Regions from separate parts of the Mus musculus genome. Here region 2 is linked to region 1. Evidence: chromatin contacts called from ENCODE POLR2A ChIA-PET data. All regions are on one chromosome and are shown on one strand. The core of a region is the stretch at or near the end of the contact, and the rest is flanking DNA. Distances in the headings are between cores, read along the strand shown.

What was found. ChIA-PET counts read pairs that join two places held with the same protein, here RNA polymerase II (POLR2A).
Region 2: POLR2A ChIA-PET joins it to region 1 with 16 read pairs in embryonic stem cell. The contact joins the promoter of Pigs here to the promoter of Sdf2 in region 1. POLR2A ChIA-PET finds 5 or more read pairs at or near these places in 4 of 5 experiments (Patski and embryonic stem cell).

Annotation. Positions count from the first base shown.
Region 1 is chr11:78,242,345-78,249,695 of GRCm38, reverse strand. Sdf2 (stromal cell derived factor 2) reads right to left here and starts at 3,950. Exons shown (of 3, transcript NM_009143.3): 1 at 3,526-3,950. The coding sequence starts at 3,700. Supt6 (SPT6, histone chaperone and transcription elongation factor) reads left to right here and starts at 3,993. Exons shown (of 37, transcript NM_009297.2): 1 at 3,993-4,148.
Region 2 is chr11:78,325,481-78,332,307 of GRCm38, reverse strand. It overlaps Pigs (phosphatidylinositol glycan anchor biosynthesis, class S), which reads right to left and starts at 3,886. Exons shown (of 12, transcript NM_201406.1): 1 at 3,800-3,886; 2 at 3,437-3,576; 3 at 3,222-3,333. The coding sequence starts at 3,833. Aldoc (aldolase C, fructose-bisphosphate) reads right to left here. Exons shown (of 9, transcript NM_001303423.1): 7 at 6,492-6,666; 8 at 6,174-6,373; 9 at 4,527-6,046. The coding sequence ends at 5,954.

The sequences.
Region 1 (7,351 bases), core at 2,701-5,200:
GTCTTGTAAAACTGAGTAGTAGCCTGTGAGCTTTTGGCTCCCTTTCTGCACTAACCAGAGCTAACAGTACAACTAATTAAACTGATAAAAGACAGGCCAAGGGAGCTCAACCTAAGCCCTTCCTCTTCTGGGGCCAAGGATGTGCCCCGTGTCACAAATGGCATGGAGGGGAGGAAACATACGTTTGGGAATATATTACTTCCACAACATTGACATTTAAGACACACTCAATGAGTACGCTTAAACGGGTGTGAAAGGACCAGGGAGATACCCAAGGGTGAAGGCACAGGCTGCCTAAGCCCCAGCCTAAGTTCCACCCCAGAGCCACACAGTAGAAAGAGAATGATGCCTGCAAGTTGTTTTCTGGTTACCAGGCCTGATTATTCGAGTTCCACCTTCAGAACCCACATAAAAAAGGACAGGCACTGTGAACTGTGCCCGTAATCCCAGCACTGGGAAGATGTCACAAGCAGCCTTCAGCTTACTGCCAAGCCAGCCTAGCCAGCCTGGTGAGCCCCAGGTCCCCATGATAGATCATGCCTCAAGACACAGAGTGGGGGCAAGGGAGATGGCTTAGTGGGAAAAAGTATTAGCCATGCTAGCTTAACATCAATTTCCAGAACTCAGGTAAAAACTATAAAAGGGAGTCAGGCATGGTAGCATACCAAGGCAGAGGCAGGCAGATGTCTGTGAGTTCCAGGACAGTCAGGGCTCTGTTACACACAGAAACCATCTTGAAAAAAACACTCACGAACATACATACACACACACACACACACACACACACACACACACACTTTCTTGTTTTGAAACAGGGTCACCAAGCCCAGTGATACACAAATCTAAGCATAAAAAGAGCCAATGAATTGGATCAATGGTTAAAGGTATTTTGGAGTTATACTTGAGTTCAATTCTGAAGATTCACAGTAGGAGACAGTCAACACGCCCCAAGTTGTCTTTTGGCAAGTTTTACTCTAGTTAGGACTGTATAGTAAAGCCTTGTCTCAAAAAGCCACAATAAAATATTTTTAGATCATACAAATTTGTAGCCATACCTTAGCTAATATAATTGTGCATGGTGAAAACATTGAGTAACTGTATGTATGTAAATAACTGTAGCTCTTTTGTTTGCTTGTTTGTTTTTCAAGACTGGGTTTCTCTGTGTAGCCCTGGCTGTCCTGGAACTCACTTTGTAGACCAGGCTGGCCTCCAATTCAGAAATCCGCTGCCTCTGCCTCCCAAGTGCTGGGATTAAAAGTATGCGCCACCACTGCCCAGCAGCTGTAGCTCTTAAAAAGGAAAATGTACTATCATCAGGTATTGGGCTATGTAAAAGTAATTGGGGGATTTGCTCCACCCCTTTTGCTCCCAAATAAGGACAAGGCGTTTCTTGGTCCATTCTAGTCCTTTTTGGTCCCTGAATAAAAGGCACAGGAACCTAATAAATGTATTAAAAGGCTGTGAGCCCTATAGCTAGACAGAAAGTCATCTATTCTACTGTGCTAGCTTGGCTACTCCCCAGCCTCATGGTCGTTCACCTGTGACCTGAGCCTCATCAGCCCCACTCTGCTCCACCTGTGTTCTCATGGCCACTCCTGGTCCCTCCATATCTTCTTTTCTTCTTCCTCCCCCAACCCCTTCTCACTCCTCTGTGGGACCCCATGACTGGGACGGGAAGTCCTGCCTTCCCTCTCTCCTCTGCTCAGTCATTGGCTGAATCAGCTCTTTATTAACCAATCAGAGGTGACGGATAACAATTTTTGCATAACACTGAAACTGGAAGTGCTTAACCTGGCCAACTTCTGGACTGCAGTTAAAGAGAAGCATAGAAATTAGCATCTGAATAGATGATGCACAAACCCATCCCCCAAGAGGGCTAATCCAAGTTCTTCGTTTAAATGATTTTGATTTTTTGATTTTTATTTTTTTATCGAGACAGGGTTTCTCTGTGTAGTCCTAGCTGTCTTGGAACTCACTCTGTAGACCAGGCTGACCTGAAATTCAAAGAGATCCACCTGCCTCTGCTTCCTAAGTGTTGGGATTAAAGGAATGGCCCACCACCACCCGACTGCTAATTTGGATTTTTGTTTGTTGAGGCAGTGTCTCACTGTGTAGCACTGGCTGGTCTGAAATTCTCTAGGTAGAGTGGCTGTCTTCAGAGATCCTGCCTCTCTCTGCCTCCAGAATATTAAGACTAAATGCCTCCTGCTCTACCACCACCGCCCAGCCTAACTCCATTTTTATTTAGTAGAGCCAGAGCAGGAAACATTAAATTAAAACGTAGTAAAACTGCCGGGCAGTGGTGGCGCATGCCTTTAATCCCAGCACTTGGGAGGCAGCAGCAGGCGGATTTCTGAGTTCGAGGCCAGCCTGGTCTACAAAGTGAGTTCCAGGACAGCCAGGGCTACACAGAGAAACCCTGTCTCGAGAAAAAGAAAAAAAAAAAAAAAAAGAATGTAGTAAGCCTGAGTAGGTGTTTACTGAATGAGGTGGTTAGGAATGTAAAGACTACATACTCCCTGGACTAAACTGGTAAGACAGGTTCTGAGAGTTGTGAACAGACTAACCATCTTAGAAGGTCACTTCCTTTCTAGCAAATAGCATCATCAATCATTCAAATTATATCACAAGTACACCTCCTGTCGAACTTCATGACTTTATTTCCTCCAGTGTGGGGGCAGAAGCTTTCCGTATGCTCGGCAAATACTCTAACACTGAAGTAATTACCAGCCTTTGAACTTCTGTTGTTTTGAGACAGCCCCCACTATATAGGCTAGGCTGATCTTGAAGTTACAATCCTGCTTCAACCTTTTGAGTGCTACAATTACAGACCTAGGCCACCACGCCTGCCCATTAGTCTTGTTTTATTGTTTGATTCACTACTGTATTTCCTGTATCTAGAACAATACGAGACACACTAAAAGTGCTCTTTAAATCTAGGCCAAATGAATGAGCCCACGAATAAGTGAGTATTTTAATTGCACATGATAAAAAACAGACTTTCCTCTGCAATGTCTGTCAATGCTTAAATTCTTTACAAGAAAGTTATTGCTAAGTTAGAGTGTCAAAAAATATGAGCTAAAAATAGGTGACATTTAAAATCTGAGATTCAGCTTATGTTGTCTTGCTCTAAATGCTCCTCTCTCCAGCACAAAATAGTGGCAGCCCATGGAATCTGAAAGATTTTGAACCTGCACAGATTTGGATTAAACCCTGTCTCCATCATTCACTAGCTGGCTTTGAGCAATATCTCTAGGTCTATTTACTCACCTAAGAAAATAACTTTAGTATCTGTCCTCAATACAATGTTAAAAACCGGAAAGTATATATGTAACACGTTTGGCCCACAGCTCATCAAACAGAAACTAACATTAGGACTAAGTTTCCTTGGCAACTCGTCGTCCTCTTCAAGAAATAGGGCACGGCTAACTTTCCCAGACCACGCCCTCAGACTCCGAGGCCCCGCCCCTTCTAGGCTCACCCGGCCTAGGCAGCCCACCCAGAGCGGTGAGTCCCCCTCTGTACCTGACCCATAGCGCACGTCGTGAGAATGCAGTCGGACATTGTGGCGTGTATTGAGTAGCTTCACCACGGAGCCGCAAGTAACGACAGCCATGTTGGACGCTCCCACAGCGCTCCACAAACCACCCAACAACAGAAGCGACAAGACAGCCATCCTAGATCCGAGAGAACTAATCATCCAAGAAAATTAGGCCCGTCCCCGGAACCGGAAGCCGAGGGTAGAACTACGCCAAGATGGAAGAGAAGACTCCTTAACCTGAATCTTTATGGTTCCTTTGGCGAGAGCGGCTTAAAGAACACGCTGGCCCGGGAGGCCTTCGGGACCTCACTTTGTACTGGGTGCTCTGTGGCGGCTGCGTTCCTTAGGCGTTCGCGGACTCGGAACCAAAGCCCTAGACGCCGGAGGGGAAAAGACAGCAGGAAATGACCCTCCCACTCCCAGTGACAGAGAGCCGGAGGTGACGTACTACGTTAACGCAGCAGCGGCGACGGTGGTGGTGGTGGTGGCGGCGGCTGCGGAGGGCCCTTGCGGTGGGTCCGGACTATCCTTTTGCAGTCTCTGATCGGCGACTCCATTTTCTTCGGTGGGAGCTTAGCGTAGCGGAGAAGCAGCGGCCTTCAAGCAGGTAACGCTCAGCCTGGAGAGTGTGTTGCGTGTGTGGGTGCGCAGGTGGCGAGCCAGACTCCTGGGGCCTGGTCCCGTAAGGGAAGAAGCTTTGGGGTGCCCCACTGCGGGAAGGAAGGGGGCCCTGGCTTTCCCTGATCTGCCAGGGGGGAAAAGGACAGGAAAGTACCGTGATTGCTCAGAGTCTCCAGCCCTTTCTCCACGCGGTACCACCCGGAACCTGTGACCTGGGGTTACCTCTTGAATCAACAGGCTTTCTGGGATCCCATCTTCTCCGCGGCGTCTGGAATCTGGGCCACGCAAAAAATTGGGACTAGAAGAGAGACCTAAGGGTTTCTTTACTTGGCATCAGGTGATCGGATTAATTAGTCCGGCGTTTGGGTCCTGCTGAGCTTTCGAGAGTTCAGCCATGAGGCGGGTGTACTGTGCTGAATGTTAGCTCTTTACAAAATGTTGAGTAATTATACGGTTTTTTTTCCACATATGGGCAAGTCCCTTAATCCTTTCTAAAGATGCGAGTTTATACTTAAGTACCTGGAGCCTTCCATCTTGTATAATTCATTTCCTCGAACACTTGCCAAAGACCTATCATAAATATTAGAATTGGTTGTTAAATCAGAAATGTGTATTGTTTGACATCAGGTACTCGAGTATCTTAAGTAAAGCAGTTCCTCTGTATTACAGAAAGAATCGATTTCTGTTTTCCTTTAGGAGGCGGGTCTCCTGTAATAATTACATGAAAAGACACGGTAATACAAAGGTCATAGGGTAATTTGTTTTTCATCCCGCCCCACTCCATTCCCGCTGCTCCCCTTCTTCAGAATCCTCCATTACTTATTACTTTCATTAATTTGTGTGTGTGTGTGTGTGTGTGTGTGTATGCCTCAATTAGTTAATTTATGGTGGTTTACAAGTACATGGGTGAAGAAGTATTCAGAGAAGCCTGGGCTACAACCCTAAAGAAAATGTTCCCCTCCCCCAGCAACCATGAATTACTATCGATCCTTAGGGTTGGTGGGATCTCATGATGAGCCCCTCCCCCCTAGCAACCGTTAACTGCCCATAAACCTGTAGGAAGGGAGGAGCCTGGTCCCCCTCCCCAGCATTGAAGTATGCTACAATGTGTGGAAGTCGTTGAATTTAATTAATTTTGGGGAGAAAAAGTTTAGTTCTATTGTTGAACACTCACAGTTTGTGAGTCTTCAGTGTTTTAGTTACAAAACAATTATAGCAACAATGGAGAAGCTGAGCCAGGAGGATCATGGAATTTACGTTTTGGTTGCATTTGTAGACCCTGTCTCAAAAACAGCTCTCCCTTCAACCACGAGTTTAGAGCCCCTCTCCATGCCTAGTGTCCCACCACTACAGGCTTATTTTATTTGGTTGGCTTGTGTGACTATTAGATTAGACTAGATTAGATTGGTAAAGTATTTTTTGTTGTTTTTATTTTTTTCAAGACAGGGTTTCTCTGTATAGCCCTGGCTGTCCTGAAACTGACTCTGTAGACCAGGCTGGCCTCGAACTCAGAAATCCGCCTGCCTCTGCCTCCCAAGTGCTGGGATTAAAGGCATGCACCACCACTGCCTAGCTTAGACTGGCAAAGAATTAACACTCTCCAAATGAACTTAATCTTACTTACCAAGTGATATATCAAGCCAGAAAGTAGAACAGTCCTAAAATCCAATCAAAGCTTATTTACTCCCTCTAGTTCTTTTTTTGGTTTTTGAAGACAGAATCACTCTTTCTAGTTGTCCTTGAATCCACAGAGATCTGCTTCCTGAGTACTGGGGACTAAAGGCTTGTGCCACCACCATCCAGCAATATTCTTGTTCCTAATAAATGTAATCACCATCTGGGTCGGGTGTGATCACTGGCTTCCTCACAATGATTTCCCAATATCAATCACCAAATCCTATGTTTCAGAAAAGACCAAACCAAACCAAACCAAAAAAAAAACCAAAAAAAAAATCAAAACCAAAATTCTGTTCTAATCTCTCTGAAAGGCCACTCCAGCCATCATCTTCCTTGACAGGTAGCCTAGGCTGACGTAGGAGTTGTGGTCACTCCGCCTCAGCCTCCCCAGTGCTAGAAGTATAAACATGTGCTGTTACTACTAAGCATAGCTTCAGCACCCTAATTTTAAGATTTTCATCCTATAGTCAGGTTTCAGTTTATACCAGTTCAACTTTCTTACCTTTCACCAGGACTTTAGTTAATACCAATCTGACTCTCCTTGGAACTGCTCACCAAAATTATTGTGGACACCAGAAGCTACTAGGTGGCCAAATCCAATGGTTACTCTGTTTTCATTTCCGAGTCTCTGGACTAGTACAGTTGCTAATGCTTGGCTCTTGGATTTTACTCTATTGAACTAGCTGCTCCTTTTTAGTCTTAGAAAAATGACTGCATTTTTATGTAGTTCTCCTGTATACGTAGTTGAGTGGCAGGTATTTTTGCTGGCTGAGTCGTCTCACTGGCCTTTGGTGTGTGTGGGCTGCCTTACTTCTCCTTAGGCATACTGCTAGTTCCTCACTCCCCAAAGGTTAAAGTTAAAAATATAATCATACTGATCAAACTAATGCCCATCAGTCCTGGATCCGAGCAGTCCTCTTTCCTTAGCCTCCACGTAGCTGGGGCTGTAGACATCTACCACTGTACCTGATGTTGGTTTGGAGGGGTTTGTTTGTTTTTTTTCTTTTTGCTTTGTGGTTTTTTTTTTGTTTTGTTTTGAGTCAGGGTCCTTTTGTGCAGTAAAAATGCCCTCAAACTTTTGGTCCTCCTCCTTCAAGCCTCCTGGATGTTTCTTCTTTTTTCTTTTCTTTTCTTTTCTTTTTTTTAAGACTTATTGTATTTTATATGAGTAGTACACTGTAGCTGTTTTCAGACACCCCAGAAAAAATGGCATCAGATCCCATTACAGAGGGTTGTGAGCCACCATGTGCTTGCTGGGATTTGAACTCAGCAGACTCCTGGAAGAGCAGTCAGTGCTCTTAACCATTGAGCTATCTCTCAGCACTGCTTCAGTCTTCTTTATTAGACCCTTTTCTTCTCTCCCTAACGTCTACATATTGGATTCTCTTGGGATTTAATCTCGATCCTCTATATACTTAGATCCCTCTGTGTTCTCTATTGTAGGCCAGGATCATCTTTTTCCTGGACTATGAGGTAGTTTCCCCAGTTTTCTGTTTCCACTCAAGATTCCCA
Region 2 (6,827 bases), core at 2,637-5,136, 83 kb before region 1:
TCTGATGTGTCTAAAGATAGCTATGGTGTACTCATATAGATGGGATAAATTAATAAATCTTTTTTTTTTTAAAGTAAGGTGGAGGGCTGGAGAGATGGCTCAGTGGTTAAGAACACTGACTCCTTTCCAAAGGACATGGTGGCTCACAACCATCTGCAATGGGGTCTGATGCCCTATTTTGGTGTGTCTGAAGTCACTGACAGTGTACTCACATACATTAAATAAATAAATAAATCTTTTTTAAAAAGTAAGGAGGAAAGAAATAAAGGAAAATATGCAACATTGGCCTTGGGTTTCCATATTTGTATGTACACAAGCATGCGCCCATGCTCTCGCTCTCTTTCTCTCTCTCACACAGAAACACACATACACACACACACACAAGCTAAAATAAATATCTATCTTTGAAGTACTATTATTATTTCTCACACACATACAAAACAAGAACCAGGGCTGGAGAGATAGCTCAGCAATTAAGAGCACTGGCTGGGGCTGGAGAGATGGCTCAGTGGTTAAGAGCACCGACTGCTCTTCTGAAGGTCCTGAGTTCAAATCCCAGCAACCACATGGTGTCTCACAACCATCCGTAATGAGATCATGAGATCTGATGTCCTCTTCTGGTGCATCTGAAGACAGCTACAATGTACTTATGTATAATAATAAATAAATCTAAAAAAAACCACTGGCTGTTCTTCCAGAGGCCCCCAGGTTCAGTTCCCAGCAGTCACATAGCACACACTACAGTTCCGGGGTATTTGATTCCCTCTCTGGCCTCCAAACACATGTGATGCACAGTTAGGCATAAAATTTTTAAAAAAAGTCTAAAATAATCCTTTTTAAAAAAAGAGAATCACAGCCGGGCGTGGTGGTGCATGCCTTTAATCCCAGCACTTAGGAGGCAGAGGCAGGTGGATTTCTGAGTTCGAGGCCAGCCTGGTCTACAAAGTGAGTTCCAGGACAGCCAGAGCTATACAGAGAAACCCTGTCTCGAAAACCCCCAAAAAAAAAAAAAAAAAAAAAAAAGAAAGGAAAAAAAAAAAGAGAATCAAGTGAGAAACTGCTAACCCAGGGACAATTCAGCAAGATGCCACACATAAATTGGGCAAAGAACCCAAAGCTGCACCAAGTGATGGCATCTGAGCTTACTCACTGTGAGCCAGAAACTAATGCCAGCCACAGCAGCACATATCTGTAATCCCTACACTCAAGAGGCTGAGGCAGAAGAATGGACACAAGTCTGAAGCCAGCTAGAGATATACAGGAGACACTGTCTCAATAAAAGAACAAGCAAACAAAAAGTGAACTAGAAGAAAGAAATAAAATTATAAGTAACTTTTGTAAAAAGCACTAGCTATGGAAATGTAGAGTGAAGCCTAGAGATTTAAGGAATGCTCAGATAGTTTAGATGGCTTTAATATTGCACTTACTTTTTATTGAGACAGGGTTTCACTATGAGCCCCGGCTAGCCTGGAACTTGCAACGTAGACCAGGTTGGCCTGGAACTCAGAGATCCACCTGCCTCTGCCTCCTGAGATCTGGGATTGAAAGAATGCACCACCATACTCCACCAGACAGGTGGCTAAAGTGATTTAAAGAGTGAGCTAGAAAGGAATCGTTCTAAACACCAGGGGCTGCTGCTTCAAAAAACAAAGGGTGCTTGAAGGAGTGCCGGGGAAGCTGTGTCCTGTTAGCAGCTGCTGCTGAGAAGCAAGCGAGGGAATTATAAAAGGTCCTTGATGACTCTCAAATTGTTATTTTAATTCTAGAACCAAAGATCACATTCTAACATCAAAAAAAAAAAAAAAAAATTGCATACACTAGCAAGCCTTTGTTGCAAGGACGGTGATATAGCTGTCCCTTGTGAGACTAGGCCGGGGCCTAGCAAACACAGAAGTGGATGCTCACAGTCAACTATTGGATGGATCACAGGGCCCCCAATGGAGGAGCTAGAGAAAGTATCCAAGGAGCTAAAGAGATCTGCAACCCTATCGGAGGAACAACATTATGAACTAACCAGTACCCCAGAGCTCTTGACTCTAGCTGCATATGTATCAAAAGATGACCTAGTCGGCCATCACTGGAAAGAGAGGCCCATTGGTCAGGCAAACGTTATATGCCCCAGTACAGGGGAATGCCAGGGCCAAAAAATGGGAATGGGCGGGTAGGGGAGTAGGGGGGGGGTACTTTTGGGATAGCATTGGAAATGTAATTGAAGAAAATACGTAATTTAAAATAAAAAAAAAAAAAGAACACATGAAACCGAAATAAAACCTAAATCATTTAGTAAAAAAAAAAAAAAAATACTGATGAAAAAACAAAACTGAACATGAGATTATGCATCCAATAAAGATCAGAGTCCTTGCCAGGTGTGGTGCAAGTCTGGTCTACACAGCAAGACCCAGGACAGCCAGGGCTACCCAAAGAAACCCTGTCTCAAAAAGCCAGAAACACCCAACCTCAAAAATCACATTGCCCAAGCCCTTCTGCACCTTTTTCTACTCCCCGGCAGGTGAGAATGGAGTTCAGGCTCTCCCGTGACTCCACCACGAGACCAAACCTCCTGCCTTACAGTATTTTGCTAGTTTCTTTCTTTCTGATGTTAACTATAAACATCTTTAAAATATTACCAATTTATTATTCACCCTCAAGTTCTTGGTACCTAACAAAGTGCCTAACAATACAGTGTGTGATGTTAAAATGACAAAGGTCTGAATACACATCCGATGTAACTTCAAACTCCCGTTTTCTTTCAGCTACAACCTGCTTTCCCTATGCACTGATGGGTATCAATTGCTAAGGATAAGGTGGCATAATTTACCGTATGACATAAATCACTGTCATAAGGACAGGCACTGTACTTTAGACTAACACAAACCCCCAAGTGAACATTCCAAAGGAGATCTCTTTTCTTAGGATTTGGGGGAAGCAGGCGGATGGCTCTTGATACCAAGCCTGATGACCTGAGTTGGATCCCCAAGACCAGGACCCATATGGTGGGAGGAGAAATGACTTTCGCAAGTGATCCTCTGACCTCCACAAGATGCTCCACAGCACAGACATCCACACAAACATACATGTGCGCGCGCACACTAAGTAAATGTAATAAAACATTTTAAAGTAAGTTATGAGTCGCCCTCGCCCCTCCTATGCATTCCAACTCTGGGTTTTGGGCCTGGCTCAGATGGAAAAAGCAGCCCTGACACCTCTTCATGGGAACTCACATTTCAGAGGGATCTCTCGCTCATGCACAACGGTGAAAGGTAGCTTCTCTTGGTCGTCCAGGGGCACAGAGTCCCGAGTAAACACAACTGTGACTGGCACCATGAGCCGGAGCTGCGCGAGGGATGAGGGGCATCGGGGTCTTTAGCAATGTCTGCACCTTACAGCTGGGCTGCCCCCCGGTCCCCCAGCCCCGGTTCTCCCCACCCAGTCTCACCAGCAGAGCATTCAGCCCACTGATGTCTGAGTAAGGCAATGGGGCCCGGTAAGTCTCCGTCGTCTTCCACCAGAGCGGCAGTCCCAGAAGGATGGCCACCGCGGCGAAGAAAAGCGCGGAACGCTTGCCCCGGACCACCTCTGAGGGCACAGAGGGCCGACTAAGACGCGGGAACTAGGGTGCGATGCCCGCCACACCGGGATCGTGGAGGAGTGCGGGCGGCCGGGAACCCCGAGCAAGCCGCTCCCGCGTGGCGGACCCCCAACCCCAGGCTGGAGGGAGCTGTCAGGCTTCTCGCGCCCCACCCACACATTCTGCCCGCGAGACCTCCCCACTGCGCCCTCCACCTGAAATCCACCGCACCTAGGTCCGTGGCCGCAGCTCCTGCGGCCGCCATGGTCCCTTCCGGCTGCCCAGGTCGCCGATGGGGCGGGGCCTCATGAGCTTTCTCCAATCGGAAACTCCAGAATGAGGGGGCGGGACCACGGTGCGCGACCGCTGCCAATCACGAGCAACACTGCTGACGCACGCCAGTGCGCAGGCGGAGCCCGTGAGAGGGTACGCGCTCGGCTACACTTTCAATCTGACCCTGGCTTTTCATTGAGTGCACCTGGTACTGTTTAGCTCTACAACGCCAGTTTAGAGAAGGCGATAATCTCCATGTAGCCCAGGCTGGCCTCGGACTCTGGGCCCTCTCCAATGCAGGGGATTACATGCACCACCACGTTCAGCGGAAGGGGAATATTTACTTAAATGAAGTCGAGCTTATCAAGAACCTGACTCCCGAAAAGTTTTCTAATGTCATTTCTTTTTTTTTTTTTTCTTCTTTTAAAGATTTATTTATTTATTATATGTGAGTACACTGTAGCTGTCTTCAGACGTACCAGAAGAGGGCATCAGATCTCTGTTACAGGTGGTTGTGAGCCACCATGTGGTTGCTGGGATTTGAACTTCGGACCTTTGGAAGAGCAGTCGGGTGCTCTTACCCCCTGCGCCATCTCACCAGCCCCTAATGTCATTTCTAACATAGGTCTTTTCTTCAGAGCACCAGCTCTTCAAAGCTTAAAGATAAAACTGACAAAACGGTAACTTTTTAGCATGGTTGGCTACTATGTGATTAATTTTATTTTAGTTAATGTTGAGACAGATCTCCCTATACGATCCAGAGGGTTAAAGTGATCCTGTCCCTAATGTCTGATACCTCAGCCTCCCAACTAGCCGAGACTATAGACTAGGATTTAAAAATCGATTCCAATTCGAGCGATTGAGGATGCTTCATTGAAAAATTCCTGAGCACAGCCTCTATATAGTAATGCCTGCTGTTCGAATCCTAAATAGCCTCTCAGCCTCTCTTTGAAGCCTGTTTCCTCCTATGAAAAGTACAATGGTACCTACTTTACAGAGCTGTGTTAATGCATATAATAATGGTTAGAAGAACAGTGCCTGGCAGAAGCATATGGAAATTGCTGAGTTAGCTGCTTTGATTATAAGGTCAGGCCACACAGAGCAGAACATCAATGACTTTTCCAGTGCACATCTGTCTAGTGTCACCCTACCTCACACTCTAGCCCAGGGGTAATCATTCACCACAAAGCCCTATCAGTTCTAACAAGTCCAGAACCCTCCGATGAATCCCTTCTCTACATGGAAGTGGGTCATAGCCCTTGGCAAGCTTCTAGACACTCAGCTCTGTAGCCCCGAGGCTTGGAAGGTTTCCTTATTGGAAAAGACCTAAGTGCACATTCTTCAGAGATGGAGGAGAACTGGCCCACTCTGATCCCTGCTTGTCCCCTTTGAGCCTTGCACAAAATGGAGTTTCTCATCCTGCTGGATCCTTTAATGTGTCAGTCCCTGGAAGACCTGTACCCTCCTCTCCACCCCCAGGCCCTCTAACAACAACTCCAGCTTTGGAAATCAGCAGGTAGGAGCCTGAGCTAGGGATGGTGAGCCAGGTGAACCCTTCCTCCACAAAACTTGAAGCTCAGGAAAACTCAGATCTCACCTCACCACCACCACCACAATCAGAGGGGCTCTGAGATAGGATCAGCAAGAGGTCGCACACATGGAGGTAGACTTTGGTATGTGCAACAGACAGACAGACAGAGCGGTGTGCTGTGTTTTGCTCTCATTTATTTGCTATGTACTCAGAGCATAAGGAGCACGAGTCAGGGCTGGAGTTCACGTCCCCCTGATCCCAAGAGAGAAAATTAGCAAGCAGAGCCCAAGGACAAACTATACCATCAAGGGTAACTGTAAGGGCTGGTGGAGACAGGAAAAAGGTCCACATGTTCTGTTCTGACTTCTAGAAAGTCCCCCCATCTTCAAACATGGGAGGGCATCTCTACCCTCCCATCCTGTGGTCTCGGGTACAGCAATGTAAGGCATGTGAGATGTGAGATGACTTGGCGCTGGATAAAGATATCTCTGTTCTGCATAGCTATTTGGCCCTGGCTGTGACTATAGGCAAAATGGGATGTGCATTGCTAGGCCAAGGGCTGTGGGTAGAGTCAGCGTGCCTCAGTAGGCATGGTTGGCGATGTAGAGGGACTGTGCTGCCGCTCCGCCATCTCCACTGCCTTCATATCTGCCCTGGGCTGCAAGCCCGTTCATCTGCAAAACGGAATGGGATTCAATGAGCAGACTGAGCCAGACCACGGATGTGGAATGCACGCTGCCCGGTTTGGGACCTCTGTGGTCCACAGAATCCCTCCCCAAGTCATCACCTCTAGCTCCCTACCTCTGCCCGCTTGATAAACTCCTCAGTAGCAGCCCCAGCATTATCCCTTTGTCCTCTCCAGGCATTGAGTGCAGATGCCTGCAGGGCACGCCCATAGGAGAAGGTGAGGGCCCAGGGCCGGGGAAGTGGGCAGCGGTTGATGGCATTGAGGTTGAGAGAAGCCTCCTCTTCACTCTGACCCCCAGACAGGAAAGTCACCCCTGGAGTAGAAGGAGAAGACAGACTGACTGATCATTCTCTGTCTTGCCCAGGGTAAAGGACCCCGGTGTCATGGAAAACCCTCAAGTCAGACCTGAAGGGATAGGAGCAGTTTAGTACCTGGGACAGCTGGGGGCACAGTACGACGCAGGGCAGTGACAGTTGCCATGGCGATCTCTTCTGGGCTATACTTGATGGGACAGGCATGGCCAGGGGTCACCATATTGGGCTTGAGCAGAGTCCCTTCGAGGTATACATGATGGTCACTCAGGGCCTTGTATACAGCAGCCAGGACCTGGGGAGCAGAGGAGGTTTGTACAGGGCTGGGACCACTGCCTAGCGCACTGTGCTCCTCACCCAGGGGTAGGTGGGTACAGGAAACCAAGGGCTCAGCATAGACTTAGTCTATGAAGCCCGTTTGGGTATCAGTAAAGATCCTTAAGGGAAAGTGTGCCT